4 separate regions of the Homo sapiens genome follow, and regions 1, 2 and 4 are each linked to region 3. The links are chromatin loops, found by intact Hi-C in ENCODE. Cell type or tissue: heart right ventricle. All regions are shown on one strand.

Evidence for each region. A loop is a pair of places that touch in the nucleus more often than their neighbours do. Peaks named below come from ENCODE experiments on the same cell type or tissue, not always from the same donor. Only the 100,000 strongest peaks of a DNase experiment are listed, where the experiment ranks them.
Region 1: a loop joins it to region 3, with 13 times the contacts of the local background. A loop is called at or near these places in 61 of 110 quality-filtered maps.
Region 2: a loop joins it to region 3, with 4 times the contacts of the local background. A loop is called at or near these places in 73 of 110 quality-filtered maps.
Region 4: it touches region 3 in a loop (5-fold over the local background); 61 of 110 quality-filtered maps call a loop at or near these places.

Annotation. Positions count from the first base shown.
Region 1 is chr15:40,318,628-40,323,627 of GRCh38, forward strand. LOC112268152 (a long non-coding RNA gene) reads right to left here. Exons shown (of 3, transcript XR_002957721.2): 1 at 4,616-5,000. Among named protein-coding and RNA genes, the nearest start is that of INAFM2, 2.6 kb to the right of the region's middle. RefSeq lists an enhancer at 2,225-2,742 and a silencer at 4,753-5,000. In heart right ventricle, CTCF peaks have their summits at 2,443 (motif pointing right) and 4,840 (motif pointing right); DNase peaks (open chromatin) are centred at 2,408 and 4,844; H3K4me3 peaks cover 698 bases; H3K27ac peaks cover 2,041 bases.
Region 2 is chr15:40,365,696-40,370,695 of GRCh38, forward strand. It overlaps DISP2 (dispatched RND transporter family member 2), which reads left to right. Exons shown (of 8, transcript NM_033510.3): 7 at 1-30; 8 at 1,363-5,000. The coding sequence ends at 4,623. All of the region lies in intron 3 of LOC124903472 (a long non-coding RNA gene), which reads right to left. Among named protein-coding and RNA genes, the nearest start is that of DISP2, 10 kb to the left of the region's middle. RefSeq lists an enhancer at 1,631-2,522 and silencers at 2,305-2,484, 2,605-2,684. In heart right ventricle, a CTCF peak has its summit at 2,578; DNase peaks (open chromatin) are centred at 1,436, 2,127 and 2,546; H3K4me3 peaks cover 1,459 bases; H3K27ac peaks cover 2,966 bases.
Region 3 is chr15:40,419,910-40,424,909 of GRCh38, forward strand. It overlaps IVD (isovaleryl-CoA dehydrogenase), which reads left to right. Exons shown (of 12, transcript NM_002225.5): 12 at 1-1,399. Among named protein-coding and RNA genes, the nearest start is that of IVD, 17 kb to the left of the region's middle. In heart right ventricle, CTCF peaks have their summits at 2,197 (motif pointing left) and 2,399; a DNase peak (open chromatin) is centred at 2,192; H3K27ac peaks cover 2,206 bases.
Region 4 is chr15:40,341,986-40,346,985 of GRCh38, forward strand. No RefSeq gene overlaps it. Among named protein-coding and RNA genes, the nearest start is that of CCDC9B, 3.5 kb to the left of the region's middle. RefSeq lists enhancers at 1,795-2,294, 2,478-3,075, 3,076-3,672 and silencers at 2,645-2,754, 2,775-2,864. In heart right ventricle, CTCF peaks have their summits at 2,746 (motif pointing right) and 2,953; a DNase peak (open chromatin) is centred at 2,751; H3K27ac peaks cover 2,699 bases.

The DNA.
Region 1 (5,000 bases), 100 kb before region 3:
AGTGAACTGAGATCACGCCACTTACACTCCAGCCTTGTGACAAAGTGAGATCCTGTCTAAAAAAAAAAAAAAAAAAAAAAAAAAGTGGATATGAGGATCCAGTTGTCTTCTACATTCCAGAGATTTGCAAATTTACAAAGCAAAGCCACTCTTTTCATTATTTTTTGTCATAAAAATATATTATCTGCCCAGGTGCAGTGGCTCACGCCTGTAATCTCAGCACTTTGGGAGGCCGAGGCGGGTGGATCACAAGGTCAGGAGTTCGAGACCAGCCTGGCCAACATGGTGAAACCCTGTCTCTACTAAAAATACAAAAATTAGCCGAGTGTGGTGGCATGCACCTGTAATCCCAGCTACTCGGGAAGCTGAGGCAGGAGAACTGCTTGAACCTGGGAGGCGGAGGTTGCAGTGAGCCGAGATCATGCCACTGCACTCCAGCCTGGGCAACAGAGTGAGACTCTGTCTTGGAAAATAAATAAATAAATAAATAAATAAAATATATATTATCTATGTTAACATGTAGTGGGGCTTATTATTCTTTAGACAAATTAATAAATATTTTGCAAAACCCTTGGTCTTATTTCTAATATGTCAAATAAAAATAGCTATAACCCACATAAACAAAATCCCTTTAGATACCTCTCTCTCTCATATATACATACATATATATATATTTAGAGACTAGGTCTCACTCTGTCACCCAGACTAGAGTGCAGTAGCATGATCATGGCTTAGTGCCGTCTCAAACTCCGGAGGTCAAGCGAGCCTCCTGCCTCAGCCTCTCGAGTAATTGGGACTACAGGCATGTGCCACCCTGCCTAGCTAATTTTCAACTTTTTTTTTTGTAGAGATGAGGTCTCACTATTTTGCCCGGGCTGATCTTGAACTCCTGGGGTCAAGTGATCCTTCTGCTTCAGCCTTCCAAGTAGTTGGGATTATAGGTGCGAGCCACCACATCAGGCTTAGAGACCTCAATATTTAAGAGTGTAAAGGGATCCTGAAACTAAAACATTTGAGAATCACTGGTATAGATAGAGCAGTACTGTTACTGGCTGCCTAGCTAGCTTGCTCCAGGGATGCTATGCTATCAACCATCTTCAACCATGGTCCTCTACTGGCCAGGACTGCCCCCACTGCCACTCCAACTTGCTGCTTATTACAACAGTTGTGCTGTCTAGCTTCTATGATTTCATGGTCCTATCATCCCCACTGCTATCTGGAGCCAGTTCTGGAATGGCCTCTTGCTGTCAGGCATGGCTTACAGAGGACAGTCCAAACTCAGCTTCTCAGGGATGCTGGTACCGCTCTCACCAGTGTGTTCCTTGTTGCTTTGGTAACTAGAGTATCCTCTGGGCCTTCCTGCAGAACTTAAGTGGTTTCTGGCCTTACATAGAATATACCCATTTCTGTGAGCTTTTGAACCCTTCTTCCACATTCTGCTGTGGTAGTTCTGGCATTTCCATTACACTCTGGTGGCCATTGCCTTCCTCCTGTCTCCCAGGATCCTTGTCAGGATATCACATCCTGATTCACAGGAGAATACTCCTATAACAACGAAGTATCCCTTGTTCAACTTAATGTGTGGCACCACACCCCACCTTGATCTAGCCTATACATTCGCTCCTGGATCCTGCCAGTATATACTGGCTACTTCCGCAACTACTTCATGGTCTAGCCTTCTTCCCTAGTGGGCCCCTGCACATCTCTGACTGGGCTTTATTGTGATCTGGCTCTATGTATTGGGCTTGTAGGCCAGGACAGAGAGGCAGCTTCCTTTGGTGTCAGAAGGCAAGTCCCAGTGACAGTTGCAGCTGAGCCATCATAGCCAACACTCCTGACAATTGGAAGAATGAGCACCTCCCTCCTGAGGCTGACCCGGGTAGTAACCCCCAATATCCACTATAGAGACAAAGTCTAGCTTTGCCTATGAGACAGAGCAGAACCAGGATCAAGAGCTTAATGCCCTGGAGTCAGAGGTCTGAATTCCATCAGGGCTTTTGAATTCCAAGGCATTAGGACTATGTGACCTTGAGCAAGTTCCTGGCCCTTTCTGAGGCAGGGACTTCATCTATGAAATGAAGATAAACAGTACTACCTGATAGGTCATTGGGAGACAAATAAGACAAGGAATGTAAAGGCTTGGTATAGTGCCTAGCACATTCTAAGGGCACTGTTATTGTCATAATTGGTCAGAACTTTCCAAAGCCAAAAAGGGCTGCCTCAGGGAGCAGACAGTAAGGTATGCCACCATCCCAGATGGTCTTTGGGCTGACGCTGCTGAGTGCTCCCCAGGGATTTTGTGGAGGAGGCTCTAGGGCCCACAGGGGTATTCACAAAAGATGACTTTTGGGGCCCATTCTGTCCCCAAGCTGCCTTGATTCTCTGATTTCTCTGATCCCTGCCTGTTCTTAGTGGGGGGAGGCATATTCACTTTCAGGCCACTAGGGGGCCATTTAGTTTTCTGCAACAGGAGAACACTAATGGTTTCTTAATGGCTCAGGCACCGGGGAGATCAGGCTCAATTATATCTGAAAGCATTCTTAGTTCCTGGGGTAAAAGACACTATGTAAATCCAGACAATAAATAGGGATTACTGATGACAGGTTAAAGAATCTGGCACTGTTTCGTTTAGAAAAGACAGAGTGAGAGGAATTGAATAAAGGCTTCAAGTATATTATTCTTTGGTACAGAAGAGTGACATGCTGTTTTCCCACTCCACTAAGAACCAAGCAAGAAGAAAGGCATTTAATTTGCAACAGAAATATGGAGAAGCAATATGGAGTGCATTCACGAAAGGGGACTGAAGGAAGCTTTGTATTGGCCTCAACCTGGAATCTTTAAGAATAATTCATCATGGAATAATTGTATGATATGTCCTGCCAGGAAGGCCCTAGAGCAGGGGAGAGAAGAGAGGACAACTTCCAGAGACAATTCAAGAATTGTTTTTTTTTTTTTTTTTGAGACGGAGTCTGGCTCTGTTGCCCAGGCTGGAGTGCAGTGGCGCCATCTTGGCTCACTGCAAGCTCCGCCTCCCGGGTTCACGCCATTCTCCTGCCTCAGCCTCCCGAGTAGCTGGGACTACGAGTAGCTGGGACTACAGGCACCTGCCAACACGCCCTGCTAATTTTTTTGTATTTTTAGTAGAGACGGGGTTTCACCATGTTAGCCAGGATGGTCTCAATCTCCTGACCTCGTGATCCGCCCGCCTCGGCCTCCCAAAGCTGGGATTATAGGCGTGAGCCACCGCACCCGGCGACAATTCAGGAATTTTAAGTCAACAGGCTGCCCTGGCTGACCTAGGAGCAGGGTGGAGGAGTGAGTTATTTCTTCCCCATCAACCCACAAAAGGCCATAAACACTCCACACTACCAATATCCTTGAAATTTCTCAGAAAGTAAAAAAAACAGCTTTTTCCTTGAAATAGCATCTGGCTAGCCATTACTAGTGGCAGCCCCACACCTGGGCCTGGATCAGGAATGAGACTGAGGCTGGGTTAGAGGCCTGTGGTTCCAGCAGTCCACTAGCACACTCAGTTCTGGTAGCCACTTGACTTCTGTGCTGCTGAGGTGGGCAAGGCAGCTGTTTTGGGAGGGCTTCCTCGTGTGTGTGTGTGTGTGTGTGTGTGTGTGTGTGTGTGTGTGTAAGGGGGGTCCTCTGGAAGCCAAAGATTCCTGGAGGAGGGGGGGAAGTGAGAAGGGCAGAGGGGATCCTGCCCCACAGGGTAGAAGCCAGGTCAGGCTCACACTTGCAGGGGCTTGAGGGAGGGTTCACCCACAGAACCCCATCAGAACCACAGTTCTGTTCCCCAACACACGCCCAGACAAGTCTCCCTCACTCATTCAGACACCCAGGCAGTCCATATGCCCAGTTCTGGGAACACAGGAAGTAGCATCCAAGGAGGAGGGAACCAGAATTCTGGAAAGCCTTATAGAGAGGGAATGGGGAGGAGAGAAGGCAGGGAGAGCAGAGAGCGGAAGGAGGGGGAGGGCACAAGTAAAGCCGCAAGGGAGAGTCTGAGCATGAAGGGTTGTTAGCACCTAGGGGGTCCAAAGACCAGGCACAGAGCCCACTGCCTGGCGCCTGGCCTGGAGCCAAAGAAGACAAACCTCACATGGGAAAGTGGGGAGGGGACAACCGCCCAAGCCTTGAGGTCTGGAGGGGATCTGAGAGTGAAAACGCTCTAGGAGTCCTGAGAGTTAAACTCCTCAGGTTCAGTGCAGCTCCTTGGGTCCAAATCCAGGCCAAAACCAGGAATTGGAAGACCCAAAAAGCGGGACCAGCGACCTGCGGCGAACTTTGGGACTAAGGTGGCAAGCGAGTCTGGAGAACAGCTCAGTCCGTGGCTCTGTCCCGGAGGCTCAGGGTTGGCGGGGTGAGGCGGGCTGGGGTACGCAATTGCGACGACTTCAGTAGAGCTCCGAAGCCCAGCCTGGACTGGGTGGAAGGAACACAACCAGCTGCGGCCCCAGTGAGCGCTCCAGGTGCCAGAACCGCCTACCCCTGGCGTCAACCAGGTTCTTTAGCTGTGAATGGGCCTGGGAGACCCACCCAGGGGGTACGCGGTGCGGGGAGCAAGCTGAGAGCTGGAACGTGGTATCTTCCCTATCCCTCTTACCGTCCCCTCCCAGAGGATAAACCTAGGCCTGGAGTCCGAAGCCCAGGCTGCTATTCCACCTGTCACTTCGGAGCCTCGGGGCGGAGCGGGGAGGCGCCAGAGTTGACAGCTCGCGCTCCGACCGCCCCCTTCTAGCTCCGCACTCCGCCTCGCACAACGCCGTTCCCCCTTTTAAAGAAGTGCCCGGGGCTCCACTCTACGCCGCGCCAGCCCACCAGGGGTCGCGGTGACGTCGCCCGTTTAAGAGCCAGCCTCCCTTAACTCTCTCTTAACGGGGCGTCCCGGCGGGGCTCGCGGCTCCCGGCAGCCGCCGCCTCCCCTCGCGGCACTTCCGGACCCCGGCGTCGCCCTTTTAAGGGGCAGCCCCCAGCAGCGCTCTCCCCGC
Region 2 (5,000 bases), 54 kb before region 3:
CATTCCATGTGTCGCATGGAACAGGACCAGGTGAGCTGGTGGGGGAGGTGCCAGGGGTTTGGGGGGAACTAAGGACATGAGGGAACTGATCCCAAGGAAATACAGCTGAGCCAGGACTGCCAGGGGGTGGACTGGGGAAGAGCATTCCCTGCTTAGAAAATTATTCCAACCCTGCTGAGAGGCTCCAGGTTGGGGTGGGAAAAGAAGAGTCGGCTGTTTTTAGAAGAGCCAAGATAGAAGTGCTGGAAGCGAGCCCATGCAGGGACTGCGGGTTTCCAAAAGGTCCTGAAAGGGCCCTCCAGAGCGGGTGAGGAGGCCCTGGCCCAGGGAGCTGAGACTGTGGGCTTCAAGGCCTCAGCCCCCATCAACCTGAGCAGTGCCAATCCAGTTATGCTAACTGGAGAATCATATACAATAACATCTGAAGAAAGGTTTGCTGCTGAAAATGGTGTGAAAACCACGCAGCAGCCCAGCCCCCCACTTCACACGAGGATATCCCAAGTACCAAAAGACTGGTTAAGAACATGCATTATAGAGTCAGATGTCTGAATTCAAGGCCAGCTCTAAGGCTGTCTTGCTATGTGACTTCAGCCATGTTTCTTAACGTCTTAGTCCCTCAGGCTTCATAAGCGCTAAATGGGGATGATAAACGTACTTTCCTCACAGGGATGTTGTGACAGTTAAATGAGATAGAAGTTGAAAAAATACAGCATAATGACTGGCAATAGTAATCTCTCAATAAGTACTGTGTTGCCACCATGATCTCAGGCCCAAGGTTACGCAGCCAGTTAGTGGCAGAGCAAGGGCCTCTGACTCCCAGGTCAGTGCTCTCTGTACTACGTCAGCTGTTGTGATGTCAACAACAGGAAAGGAGAAAAAAGGAGGCATGAGATTTGAAAAAGAAACAGCCCTGGGCCTAAGAGGGTTTAAGCGGTGCAGTGGACAGAGGGGAGCTGGGTTTTGGCAGTGACCCTGAACCTGGAATGTTTTGGCCTCCACTCTTCCCATTGCTTGCTTCAGCTCATTGGACCCTTGGCCCTGTTCTATCTGTGGCTGCTACCTCCACTTTTACATGGAGTTGGGGTGTGTGACCTACAGGGGCCCTTACAGCAGGGTCTCTGAGGCTGAAGCCTTGGGCAGCATCCCTGAGGCTCCTCTTTGATGAAGTCAAGATGTAGCTGCTGGCACCTGGGCCAGGAGCCAAAGGCAGCTGGGAGACAAGCCTATCTCACCAGGCTGTCAAGATCCCTCTCTGCGCTTGCCCTGTAGTGTGAAAGGAGATGAGAGAGCCTTGTATAGGACTGGGAAAACCTGAGCCCTTGGGCTGCCCCTGAACTCTCCCCTCCTGCGTGTGCCCTACAGATCCGCTCCCATACCAGCTTCGGGGCTCTGTGCCAGCGGACAGCAGCCAACCAGTGCTGCCCCAGCTGGTCCCTGGGCAACTATCTGGCTGTGCTCTCCAACCGCTCCTCCTGCCTGGACACTACCCAAGCTGACGCAGCCCGCACACTGGCCCTGCTTCGGACCTGTGCCCTCTACTACCACAGTGGCGCCTTGGTGCCCTCTTGTCTGGGACCTGGGCAGAACAAGTCCCCACGCTGTGCCCAGGTTCCCACCAAGTGCTCCCAGAGTAGTGCCATCTACCAACTCCTGCACTTTCTGCTTGACAGGGACTTTCTGAGTCCCCAGACCACTGACTACCAGGTGCCTTCCCTCAAGTACAGCCTGCTCTTCCTGCCCACCCCAAAGGGTGCTTCCCTCATGGACATCTACCTGGACCGGCTGGCCACCCCCTGGGGGCTTGCTGACAACTACACCTCTGTCACTGGCATGGACCTGGGCCTCAAGCAGGAGCTGCTGAGGCACTTCCTGGTCCAGGACACGGTGTACCCCTTGCTGGCTCTGGTTGCCATCTTCTTCGGCATGGCCCTGTACCTGCGCTCACTCTTCCTCACGCTCATGGTGCTGCTGGGGGTGCTGGGCTCACTGCTGGTGGCCTTCTTCCTTTACCAGGTGGCCTTCCGCATGGCCTACTTCCCCTTCGTCAATCTGGCAGCCCTCCTCCTGCTGAGCAGCGTCTGCGCCAACCACACGCTCATCTTCTTCGACCTGTGGCGCCTTAGCAAGAGCCAGCTGCCGTCGGGGGGGCTGGCGCAGCGCGTGGGCCGCACCATGCACCACTTCGGCTACCTGCTGCTGGTCTCCGGCCTCACCACGAGCGCGGCCTTCTATGCCAGCTACCTGAGCCGCCTGCCGGCCGTTCGCTGCCTCGCCCTCTTCATGGGCACGGCTGTGCTGGTGCACCTGGCGCTCACGCTGGTCTGGCTGCCCGCCTCCGCCGTGCTCCACGAGCGCTACCTGGCGCGCGGCTGTGCGCGCCGGGCGCGGGGCCGGTGGGAGGGCAGCGCGCCCCGGCGGCTACTGCTGGCGCTGCACCGGCGGCTCCGCGGCCTGCGGAGGGCGGCGGCTGGCACCTCGCGTCTGCTCTTCCAGCGCCTGCTGCCCTGCGGCGTCATCAAGTTCCGCTACATCTGGATCTGCTGGTTCGCAGCACTGGCGGCAGGGGGCGCCTACATCGCCGGAGTCAGCCCCCGCCTGCGGCTGCCCACGCTGCCGCCGCCCGGCGGCCAGGTCTTCCGGCCCAGCCACCCCTTCGAGCGCTTCGACGCGGAGTATCGCCAGCTGTTCCTGTTCGAGCAGCTGCCGCAGGGCGAGGGCGGCCACATGCCCGTGGTTTTGGTGTGGGGCGTCCTGCCTGTGGACACTGGCGACCCTCTGGACCCTCGTAGCAACAGCAGCCTGGTGAGGGACCCTGCCTTCTCGGCCAGCGGCCCTGAGGCCCAGCGCTGGCTGCTGGCACTCTGTCACCGGGCCCGGAATCAGAGCTTCTTCGACACCCTGCAGGAAGGCTGGCCCACGCTGTGTTTCGTGGAGACCCTCCAGCGCTGGATGGAGAGCCCCAGCTGCGCCCGCCTGGGGCCTGACCTCTGCTGCGGCCACTCGGACTTCCCCTGGGCCCCCCAGTTTTTCCTGCACTGCCTGAAAATGATGGCTCTGGAGCAAGGCCCCGATGGCACCCAGGACCTGGGACTCCGCTTTGATGCCCATGGCAGCCTGGCCGCCCTGGTCCTACAATTCCAGACCAACTTCCGGAACAGTCCGGACTACAACCAGACCCAGCTCTTCTACAATGAGGTCAGCCACTGGCTGGCAGCGGAGCTGGGCATGGCACCTCCAGGCCTCCGCCGTGGTTGGTTCACTAGCCGTCTAGAGCTGTATAGCCTGCAGCACAGCCTGAGCACTGAGCCTGCTGTGGTGCTGGGCCTGGCTTTGGCGCTGGCCTTTGCCACACTGCTCCTGGGCACCTGGAATGTTCCCCTCAGCCTATTCTCCGTGGCAGCTGTGGCAGGCACCGTGCTGCTCACTGTAGGACTCCTGGTTCTCCTCGAGTGGCAGCTCAACACTGCCGAGGCCCTGTTTCTCTCTGCCTCAGTGGGCCTCTCAGTAGACTTCACTGTCAACTACTGCATCTCCTATCACCTGTGCCCACACCCTGACCGCCTGAGCCGTGTGGCCTTCTCTCTGCGCCAGACCAGCTGCGCCACAGCCGTGGGGGCTGCAGCCCTGTTTGCGGCAGGCGTGCTCATGCTGCCTGCCACAGTGCTGCTCTATCGCAAGCTGGGCATCATCCTCATGATGGTCAAATGCGTCAGTTGTGGCTTTGCCAGCTTCTTCTTCCAATCTCTCTGCTGTTTCTTCGGGCCAGAGAAGAACTGTGGGCAGATCCTCTGGCCCTGTGCCCACCTGCCATGGGATGCTGGTACTGGGGACCCTGGTGGGGAGAAGGCAGGCCGCCCACGACCAGGGTCAGTGGGAGGGATGCCCGGGTCCTGCTCAGAGCAATATGAGCTACAGCCCCTGGCACGGCGTCGGAGCCCCAGCTTTGACACCAGCACAGCCACCAGCAAGCTGTCCCACCGGCCCTCAGTACTCTCTGAGGATCTGCAGCTCCATGATGGTCCGTGCTGTTCCCGGCCCCCACCAGCCCCTGCCTCCCCAAGGGAGCTGCTGCTGGACCACCAGGCAGTCTTCAGCCAGTGCCCTGCCCTGCAGACCTCCTCCCCCTATAAGCAGGCTGGCCCCAGCCCCAAAACCCGGGCCAGGCAGGACTCCCAAGGGGAGGAGGCTGAGCCCCTGCCAGCCTCACCAGAAGCCCCAGCCCACTCTCCTAAGGCCAAGGCTGCAGATCCTCCTGATGGCTTCTGTTCCTCAGCCAGCACCCTGGAGGGGCTCAGCGTCTCTGATGAGACCTGCCTAAGCACCTCTGAGCCCAGTGCCCGTGTACCAGATTCCGTGGGTGTGTCCCCAGATGACCTGGATGACACTGGGCAGCCAGTCCTTGAGCGAGGCCAGCTCAATGGGAAGCGGGACACCCTGTGGCTGGCGCTGAGGGAGACAGTGTATGACCCATCATTGCCCGCTTCCCATCACAGCAGCTTGTCCTGGAAGGGCCGAGGGGGGCCAGGGGATGGCAGCCCTGTGGTGCTGCCCAATAGCCAGCCAGACCTGCCAGATGTTTGGCTGCGCAGGCCCAGCACTCACACGTCAGGCTATAGCAGCTGAGGGGGACCCGGGGAGGCTGGACAGGGCGCGGAACCCTGTCATGGATGACAAGGCAAGGGCAGCAATAGGCTGGAGCCCGAAGGTATTTCTCCAGATCCACAGGGAGAGGTCTCACCCTCCAGCTGTGGATGTTAAACCCTGCCAGATGTCCCAGCCTTGATCTGTCTGCTCCTACTCCTCACATCTGGAGGATTCCAGCAGGAGGGGTTTTGGAGGGGACCTGCTTGCGACCTGCTGAGGGCTTGTCTGCTCCCACAGCACCATCTAAGACCCCTCCTCTAGAAGTGGGGAAGGCCAGATGTGTAGCTTCGGGTATCAGAGGAGGCTGACCTGGCCCCCATCCCAAGTTACAAGAACTTCAGTGAGACTAAGGGACC
Region 3 (5,000 bases):
GACGACCAACATGGTGAAACCTCGTCTCTACTAAAAATACAAAAATTAGCCAGGCCTGGTGGCACGCGCCTGTAATCCCAGTTACACAGAAGACTGAGGCAGGAGAATCGCTTGAACGCAGGAGGCAGAGGTTGCAGGAGCTGAGATCGCGCCATTGCACTCCAGCCTGGGCAACAGAGTGAGACTCTGTCTCAAAAAATAATAATAAAATAAATGAACACACATGCTGCTGAGTCCGCAGGGGGGGCAGAGCAGAGGACAGCGTGCTTTTGTGTACTGTTGGAAGACTGGCTCCTCCTGTACAGCACCTCTGAGCCCTTGTGCACCGCCCTGCCACGGGCACCATCCAGTCCTGGCCGTGTGACCACCCACAGCTGACTGGGCAGCAGGCACAGGCCCTACCCGAGCAGGCCGGAGTTGGCTCGCATGACTCCAGCTGAGGCTGCCTGTGTACATTTCTCCAGATACCCTATGGCTAATTTTGTTATAACTGCACAGTGGCTGCTGCCATTTTGTATTAAATATATTGTGAAACAAACCTATCTGGGGAGAAGCAATCTACTTGCCGCTGCTTCCTGTCTGGATCCAGCTTGTGTCCTTGGAGAGTGGCTGGCCCAGGTCCTATTCCTGTCCTCCAGCCCGTTCTTTCATGAGGGACAGGAAGGTAAAATCAGCCCTTAGGAGAGAGGTCTCAGCCTCCCTTTCCCAGATCTCCCAGTGAGTTTTAAAGGAAGCAGGGAGCCCAGAGTGCTAAGTTCTTACAGCCAGAAGGAAGCTTATAGATTTCTGAAAACCGCCCCTTTGTTTTTAAAAAGATCAACACAATTTGACTTTCTCAAGGTCAAAACGAACTAGAATCCAGATCTGCTCATGGCAAAAATGGGGGTGTTCTGAGAATTCCAGCTTTGGGCCGCACTGTACAGCAGTCTGGATAGAGTGTGATCTGAGAAGGGAATGGGTCTGGGTTGTTCCACCCCTTCCGAGTTCCAAAAAGAGGGAACTGGTTTTCTTGGTTCTCAGCCCAGCAGCACCTATCCTGGCTCTTGGTCCTGGCCTGCAGCCAAGTGCTGTTCCTAGCCTGAGGCTTGAGACAGGTGGGGTTGGCTCCTCACCAACCCCAGTTCCGTCCCATCCTGAGGGCAAGATCCTGGGCTCATAGGCAGTCCCTTTCACTTCCTTGTCTTGCTCCCTGCTATGTTGGAGATGAATGTGACTAAAAGGGCCATCTTGCTGGCTTAATGTGTGGCTGGAGAGACCAGCCTGGAGACAATGTGGCAAAATGGGGCGCTTCATCCAGTCTGTCTAAGCCCTGTCGACTTGGGGAGGTGATTTCTTTCCTGGTTCTATATGTGAAGCAAAATAAATGTTTTAAAATTAAAAGCAAAAAAAACAAAATGAACCATGCAGCCTGAGTGGTAAATGGAAGAACAAGGGGCACGTCTACTTTGGTTCTTGTGGGCGTGTTTGGTTGCCTACATGCATTGGGCAAATCTGCAGCACCAGCTGCCAGCACTGCTCCTTCCTGCGGCTGGCTCTTACTCCACTCCAATTTTAGGCAGGTCACACTATCAGGGCAGCTCGCTGCTGTTGATGCTGCCTGCCCTGTGGGAGGGCAACAGAACCTTGGGATGTTTTTTAAGCGTGGTCTGAGCACACCCCTTATCAAAATTTGGCAACCTAGAATAAATGCAGGTTCCTGGATCCTGCCCCAGACCTAATCACATCCCCAAGGGTGAGTCTGCAAGGCAATCTTCTACAACCACCATCTGAGTCCTAAAGCAGGCTTCCCCAGGAGCCTAAGTCCTAATTCTAAATCCATATAATCTAGTGATAACAATCCCTTGCCCATGTAACCCTCTCAAGTCTGAGATCCTTGATCTTTGCACAACCGAGTGCAGGAGGCAAGGTTTCGCGCAGGGCCCCCTTTCAGAAGACCGGTAAGGTGAGTTGCCCTCGGTGGAATGGGACTAGACCTGGTGTCAACACACCGCGCGGTCTGGAGAGAGGTTCCCAGTCCCTGCCTGCCGGGTGGGAGCTGGGACCTAAGACCCAGGTGGCCATCTGTCGCGACCCCCAGCCTAGGGCAGGTCCAGAGTCCTTCCTCTGACCCTCTCCCTCGAGGCAGCGCGCTTCTTCGAGCGCAGCACTGGCTTGCCAGACGCAGCTCGAGTGTCGCATGGAGCTCGCCTGACCCCTGCCGGCTGCCCGCGGGGTTGGGTTGCAAACGCGCGGAGCCAGCCTATATGGCCTTTGCCTGGGGTTCAAGGCCCCCAGTTTGGGATTTCAGGACTCAACGACGTTTTGTTTTAGCCAATAAGGACATGAAAGGGAAGAGGGGTTGGGGGAAGCCTATCCTCTATTACCATCATTTCATAAAAGGCTTTTTTTTTTTGAGACGGAGTCTCGCTCTGTCGCCCAAGCTGGAGTGCAGTGGCGCAATCTTGGCTCACTGCAAGCTCCGCCTCCCAGGTTCACGCCATTCTCCTGCCTCAGCCTCCCGAGTAGCTGGGACTACAAGCGCCCGCCACCATGCCCGGCTAATTTTTTGTATTTTTAGTAGAGACGGGGTTTCGCCGTGTTAGCCAGGATGGTCTCGATCTCCCGACCTCATGATCTACCCACCTCGGCCTCCCAAAGTGCTGGGATTACAGGCGTGAGCCACCGCGCCCGGCCGACTTTTTTTTTTTTTTTTTTTTTTTTTTTTTTTTAAGACGGAGTCTCACTTTGTCATCTAGGCTGGAGTGCAGTGGCGCGATCCCAGCTCACTGCAACCTCCACATCTAGGGTTCAAGCGATTCTCGTGCCTTAGCCTCCCAAATAGCTGGGATTACAGGCATGTGCCACCATGCCTGGCTAATTTTTGTATTTTTAGTAGAGACGGGGTTTCACCATGTTGGCCAGGCTGGTCTCAAAGCCCTGGCCTCAATTGATCCACCGGCCTCAGCCTCCCAAAGTGCTGGGATTACAGGCATGAGCCACCACGCCCAGCTAGGCCAGGATTTTTATTTGTTTGTTTATTTATTTATTTTTGAGACAGGATCTCACTCTGTCACCCAGTGCAGTGGCGTGATCTCAGCTTACTGCAGCCTCGACCTCCCTGGCTCAAGGATCCTCTGGCCTCAGTCCTCCCCCTTGCCACCCACCCCCAGCCCCCCAGTAGCTGGAACTAGAGGTGTGCACCACCATGCCAGACTAATTTTTGTATTTTTTGTAGAGCCGGGCTTTCACCATGTTGTCCAGGCTGGGCTCAACTGCTGGGCTCAAGCGATCCTCCTGCCTCCACTTTCCAAAGTGTTGGGATTATAGGCGTTGAGCCAGTGTGCCCAGCCCTTAAATTTTTGTATATGCTTTATGTTCACTGTTTTAAAAAATACTACAGTTTTTAAAAGCTTATTTAAAAAAATAAAAGTCCCCTGTCCCTCCTATCCCCATTCCCACTCCCAGGACAAAACCACTTTTGAATCTTTAAGGGGCTTCTTTTGATAATTCACTTCATACCTCTAAGTGACATGCTTACTTATTGATTTAATTGTAAGCACTTTTAAGGATAGTTTTTGTTTTTGTTTTTAAGACGGAATCTTGCGCTCTCTCGCCCATGCTGGAGTACAGTGGCATAATCTCAGCTGACTGCAACCTCCGCCTCCTGGGTTCTAGCGATTCTTCTGCCTCAGCCTCCCGAGTAGCTGGGACTACAGGTGCACACCACCATGCCCGGCTAATTTTTGTATTTTTAGTAGAGACAGGGTTTCACCATATTGGCCAGGCTGGTCTCAAACTCTTGACCTCATGATCTGCCCACCTCGGCCCCCCAAAGTGCTGGGATTCCAGGCATGAGCCACCATGCCCGGCCCAAGGATAGTTCTTTAAAGTGCATACATTTGATTTATGAGAAGTTATGCCCATACTTTTTTCACTTCCTCGGGCCAGCCCTGTCCACGGGCCAGTGTTTGGGAGCCCTGAAATCAGGTGGTGCAGAGCCCCATTCACATTCCTGGCTGTCCCCAACCCCTGCCCACACTTGGTACCCAGAGCCTACAGCCACGCTAGTGCCGAGTGGGAGCTCTCCTCTCCCTGTGTGCGCCACTTGGTTACTCTTGCAGGGGGCCGTTCCAGAATTTGGCCTCTTTCCCTCACCCACCACCCAGCCACTCTCAGAGGCTAGCCTGGTATCTCTTAAATACTTCCTGGATCTTAACATCCTGCCAACTTGCCTTCCTTCTTCCAGGCCATGCCCCTCAACCCTTCCTCTACACTGAACCAGTGAACTATCAAGCTCCCCGCAAATTCTTCAGTGGCTCCCAGCACCTGTAAGATCTAAGGCTTGGCAAGGCAAATATGACTCTGATCCCCCTGGGCCTTCCCCTTCTGCTGCTTCCCTCCTTCCCTGCTGAATGTTCGTGTTCTTGTTGCAAGGAGTCCTCACTGCCATGTTTCTCATCCCTGTGCCTTTGGTCTGGGGCAGCTCTGGAAGTCCTTCCAGCCCTTCAAACTTTCTCTTGCTTCCTCATCTCTAAAGCCTCAGGCCAGGGCCTGCCTCCTTCAGGAAGACCTCTCTTCTCCAACCTTCCCTCATTCCTCTGTCTCCATCTCATCCATCCTGGATGGGTCCCCTTTCTCCTTCTCCCTGGGCATATCTGCACTGATGGGCTTGCCACACAGTTGTTTATTCCAGTTTCCCCAGCATTAGGCAGGCTGTGAATCTGAGAGCTAGGACTGTGATTTGACTGTCTTTACATGATCACCATCCAGCACAGTTCCTGGCATGTAATAGGTGCACAACAAATATTTATTGAAAGAGTAGATGAGTAGTCACATGACACTTAGCTCACATTTTGCTGGTATACTGTTATTTGTGTATACGGTCCTCTCTGTAAGATCTTTGAGGTCAAAGACCCTCTCTCACTTATCTGAACTCTCCCAATAGCACCCGGGGCTCACAGTAAGTGCTCAGTGGCTATGTTCATGCTGAATGAGTGAAATGACAGGTGGGCCAGAGCCCT
Region 4 (5,000 bases), 78 kb before region 3:
AAAAAAAGAAAAAGTTTCAAAATAGCAAAAAAACTTATAGAATAAGGATATAAAGAGAAAATATTTTTGTACAGCTGTACAATGTGTTTTGTTTGTGTTTTAAGCTAAGGGTTATTACCAAGAGAGTCAAAAAGTTTTTTTAAATTAAAAAGTTTATAAAGTAAAAAGGTTACAGTAAGCTAAGGTTAATTTATTACTGAAGAAACAAAAATATATATTTTTTAATTTTTCATTTTTTGAGACAGTCTCACTCTGTCACCCAAGCCAGAGGTCAGTGACATGATCATGGCTCACTGCAGCCTCAACCTCCTGGGCTCAAGGGATCCCCCTGCCTCAGCCTCCTGAGTAGCTTGGACAACAGGCGCATGCCACCATGTCCAGGTAGTTTTAAAATTTTTTGTAGAGAGAACGTCTTGCTATGTTGCACAGGCTGGTCTTGAACACCTAGGCTCAAGTGATCCTCCTGCCTTGGCCTCCCAAAGTACTAGGATGACAGGCATGAGCCACCATGCCTGACCAAAAAATCATTCGTATAAATTTAGTCTAACGTAAGTGTACAGTGTTTATAAAATCTATAGTAGCAGACGGTAATGTCCTAGGCCTTCAGATTCACTCATCACTCACTCAGTGACTCACCAGAGCAACCTCCAGTCCTGCAGGCTTCATTCATGGTAAGTGCCCTATACAGGTGTGCCATTTTAAATCTTGTACACCATATTTTTACTATATCTTTTCTAAGTTTAGATATGTAAACACTTAGCACTGTGTTACAGCTGCCTACAGTATGCAGTACAGTAACCTGCTGTACAGGTTTGTAGCCTAGGAGCAATAGCTATACCATATAGCCTGGGTGTGTAGTAGGCTGTACCATCTAGGTTTGTGTAAGTGCTCTCTGTGGTGTTCACACAATGACAAAACCACCTAACAACGTATTTCTCAGAACATAGCCCTGTCATTAGCAGACACATGACTATGTTTTAAAGCACAGCCGCTTCCAAGAGGCTCTGTTGTTTGGGTCTCTAGCCCTTTGGTATGGTGAGCCAGGCATTCCTCCAGGGCCCTTGCCATGGCAGTTCAGAGCTGGTCAACAGCCTTCCTCCCTCGGGCCCTAAGTTTGGGCCCTTCCTGGCCTTGCTCTCCAAGACTGGCTTTTTCAGCCTCTCTGAACCTGGCAAAGGAATCAGCCCTTCTCAGGAAAGCTCCTCCCCCATATCTTCCTCATACAGCTGAGACTGGTCTCCCTGCCCAGGCTCCTAGAGCCTCTGGGACTCAAGGCTTGGGGGTGCTGAGAGGAGGGTGGTCTTTCTGGACTAGGAATTCGTGGAGTCTGTTTCCTCAGCTACAAGGCCCTGAGCTCCAGGCCCTCAGGTGAGAATCAGAAGCCCCTGCATTCCCCACATCCCTGATTGACCAGGCCAGTTTCCCAAATGCCACAACTCGTCCCCTCTGTCTCCAGAGCAGAAACCCCCGCTGCCTTCTTTCTCCTCCCAGACCCACCCAGGCAGCCAGAGGTCCAACCTCCACCCCTCCAGAACTGCCCTTTCCTCCCCACTCCCTCCCCCAGCTCCGCCAGGCTTAGCCCTCTTCCTGTCCAGGCCTTTGCACAGCACCCCTGGCCCCACACCCCATCTCCACCACCCCAGAGTTCCCATCTTGCTTGCAAATGCCACTGCGCTCTCCCTTCCTTTCCTGCCGGATGTCCCCACTGAGTCAGACTCGTCAAACTCTCCCAGCAACCATGACGCACCCAGGCTTTGTGCCCTGGGCCTCTCTCACACACATACACGCACACACTCTCTCTCCTTCTCCCAGACGCTCTGCATCCTGCCCCATACAGTGGACTGAGTTCCACGCCAGCCTCAGGAGGCTTCAGAAGCCTCCAGAAGCCTCAAACTTCCCTTCGCCTGCCCCGCACTGTGTTGGAGCTGGGAGGCCCGCAGAGCACTTGCTGGGGAGGGAGACCTAATGCTCTCCAGCCTCTTCAGAACTCAGGCCCGGACCAGGTCTGGGGAGGAGATGTGTAGATGGGGTAAGGAAGCTACAGGGATAAGGCAAGGCTGTGTACCCCCTCCCCCATTCCCAGACAAGGTGGGGGCAAGAGAGTAGCAGGGGGGTAAAGGCATGGGCACAGGCTTATCGCCTGTGGGATGGCCACACAGCTCTTCTGGAAGGGCCTGCAGGAACACACTCCCCTCACCTAGGGCAAAGGCCTTCTGGTCTGTCAGGCTAGAGGGGTATGTGCCCAAGACAAACCAACCATCATACGGGGGGTACCAGCAGCTGCTGACTGTGTGTTTCCCAGTGTTATTCACACATGACGTCACACCTCTGAGCAGCCCCCACAGTCTCCCACTTTCCCCAGAGTCTGTGGTTGGCCTGTCTGCTCTCCATTGGACAGAGGCTCTCTGAGGGCAGGAATGACCTGCCAAGTGCCTCTGGATCCCCAGTGTCTGGCACGGTGCCCCTGCATACTAAAGAACCTCCATCAGCACTTCCAGAATGAAGACATGCGTGAATTGTGCTTGCCATCCTGTGCATAGCTGTGGGTATCCTATGCATAGGCTGGGACTGCCTTTCTGTCCACCTAGAATGTACGCAGCCCTGAGGGAGCCGGTGGGTGGTAAAGGTGCCCTAAGAGTAGCCCCACCCCACCCCGGGGAGAAGCCCACAGGAAGCAGGGGAGATGGAGAAGGACCAGCTTGCCATCCCCATGAGACTGGGTGTCTGTTTCTCTGTGTCGCCACTAAGGGGCAGCAGAGCGACAACAGCCTGTTTTTGGGTGCGGGAGGCGGTTCCCTTTCTCTGTTGTTCCACAGGGCCTCCCCCAAGTCCCTGTAACCTCCACCTCCCAACTCCATCAGACTAGAGAAGCCATCTAGTTGTAGAAGACTTATTTTATTGATGAGGAAGCTGAAGCCCAAAGAGGTGGCGCCCTCTGCCCAGGTGGCACAGCCTGTCTGTGATGCCGCTGAGGCCACACACCCGGGAGCTGCCTCCTGCCCAGGGCGCCTTCACCGGCTGCCCCGCCAATGCCGTTCTGCTGATCCTTCCCTCTGTGCCCTCCCTCTCTCCACCCGGGGTTGGGCCGGGTGTCCCAGCACCTCGGGCACAGGCTCTTCCCTGTGGTCCCCCACCCTCCCAGGCCACCCGCTGGCTCAGGGGGTACCCCCTGAGGTCCAGAAGGGAACGTATCTGGACCCTATTCGTGGTCCTCAGAGCACAGACCTGGGACCAGCCCTGAGAACGAGATGGCTGCAAGTTGGGATTCTCACTGAGGAGAAAGAGGGAAGGGGCTGCAGGGGAGGAAAGACCCTCCGAACCACACGTGGAGCCACCGCAACCCTGGGATCACAGCCCTGGCAGAGGCTCCACCCACGAGGGCCGCACATCTCAGACCTCATTCTGTTTCCGGAATGCTGCCCCTGAAGCTGGATCAATGAAACATAAGCAAGCCGGCCCCTGCCCTTCCCCTCGGCTTTGTCAGAAGATGGGATGGGGGGTGGGTGGATTCCAAATGAACTTCACCCCTTACTGGCTGTGTCCCTTCTCTCTCTGGCCCTCATCTATAAAATGAGGTGTACCTGCTTCACAGAATCATCTGGAGAGGAAATAAAATAACATGGGTAACCATCCATATCTGGAACAAAGTGTGCCCAGAGTAAGGCTCAAAACAGTTTTCTTGCCTCGGGTAACTTCCTGATGGCCACCTTCTGGATGCTACCTCCCCAGCATCCTTTGAGAGGCCCAAAGCCTGCCTCCTACCAGCCTGCTGGGGCCTGAACACATTAAGACTTCTGGGTTATGGAGACCATTTGTGATCTGGTGGGGCAGATCCTGAGGCATTCCCTCAGCCACCTCCCTTCAGGTCTCCTGCCCAGCACACCCTCTCCAGGGAGTCCTCCCTGTCCCTCTTTGTCCCCTCTGAAGTCCCAGGCCCTGGTTGCCATCCCTCTCCAGCCAGGACTCGTGCTTCTGGAAGCAGTCCCTGCACTTTACCTGCCTCTGGATACCCCCAGGCCCAGTTCCAGGATCACACCCCAGTGCTCGGGAACCCTTCTTATTGGTGAAGGGCCGAGCCCTTAGAGGTCACTGGTGCCACTAGCCAGCCCTGGGTGTGTGGGTGAGTATTGAGGAAAAGAGTGAGCCAGGCTGGATTGCATGAGAGCTCAGCTATTAGGCAGGGAGACCCTCCAGATGGAAAGGGGCCAGAGAGTGGCCTAAAGCACAGCATTCCCTTCCTGCAAACCCATCCTCCCTCCCTGCCCCACCATGGCGATTCTTGTCTCAAGAAAACTCCTGTCCTGGCTCCCAGGACTTGAGGTGTGGTCAGGCCAGGCCTGGTCTTGGGTGGGAAGGACTCAAGACTGCATGAGGTGGGGCTGGAGGGACCAGCCCTAGGCAGGCTCCAGCTGCCAGGGACAAAGTCTGGGCCACGCCTTTCAAAAGAACACATAAGCCAGAGCAAGGTGGAGCCCAGGCTGAAGTCCTTTGAGGCATTGGAAGCAGAAGGAAAGCTGTACTAAGGACATACCCCTCCATTCTGCTCTCCAGGACATACCCAGGGCTGGGGCATCCTGAACCTTCCAGCGTCAGACCCAGTAATAGGAGGTGAACGCTGGCATGGACCTGAGCCCCTGAGGTCTCCCTTGTTTGTTGATGTTCTGTTCCCACGCACCAACAATGGATCTCTTCATGGTGCAAAGGGGACTCATTGTGTTTTCCCAGAAGCCCCACCTTGACCCCCAGCCCACAGCTGTCCACGAGCAGAGGCTGAATGCTGCCCTGTTGGGACTTGCCCACACTATGCCATGAACAGAGCACCTACCCTGGCCAAGGTGATGCAGGAACCACCAGGGAAAGACCTCAGAGGCACCTGCCAACACTAGGCTGCGTTGGCCTGAGGCCCAGCCAGCACAGGGCTCAGGCCCACCAGGGAGTTTTCCAGAAGGGGATGAGCTTCAAGGGGATGAGCAAGATTCAGGCAGGGGGATGGGAGGAGA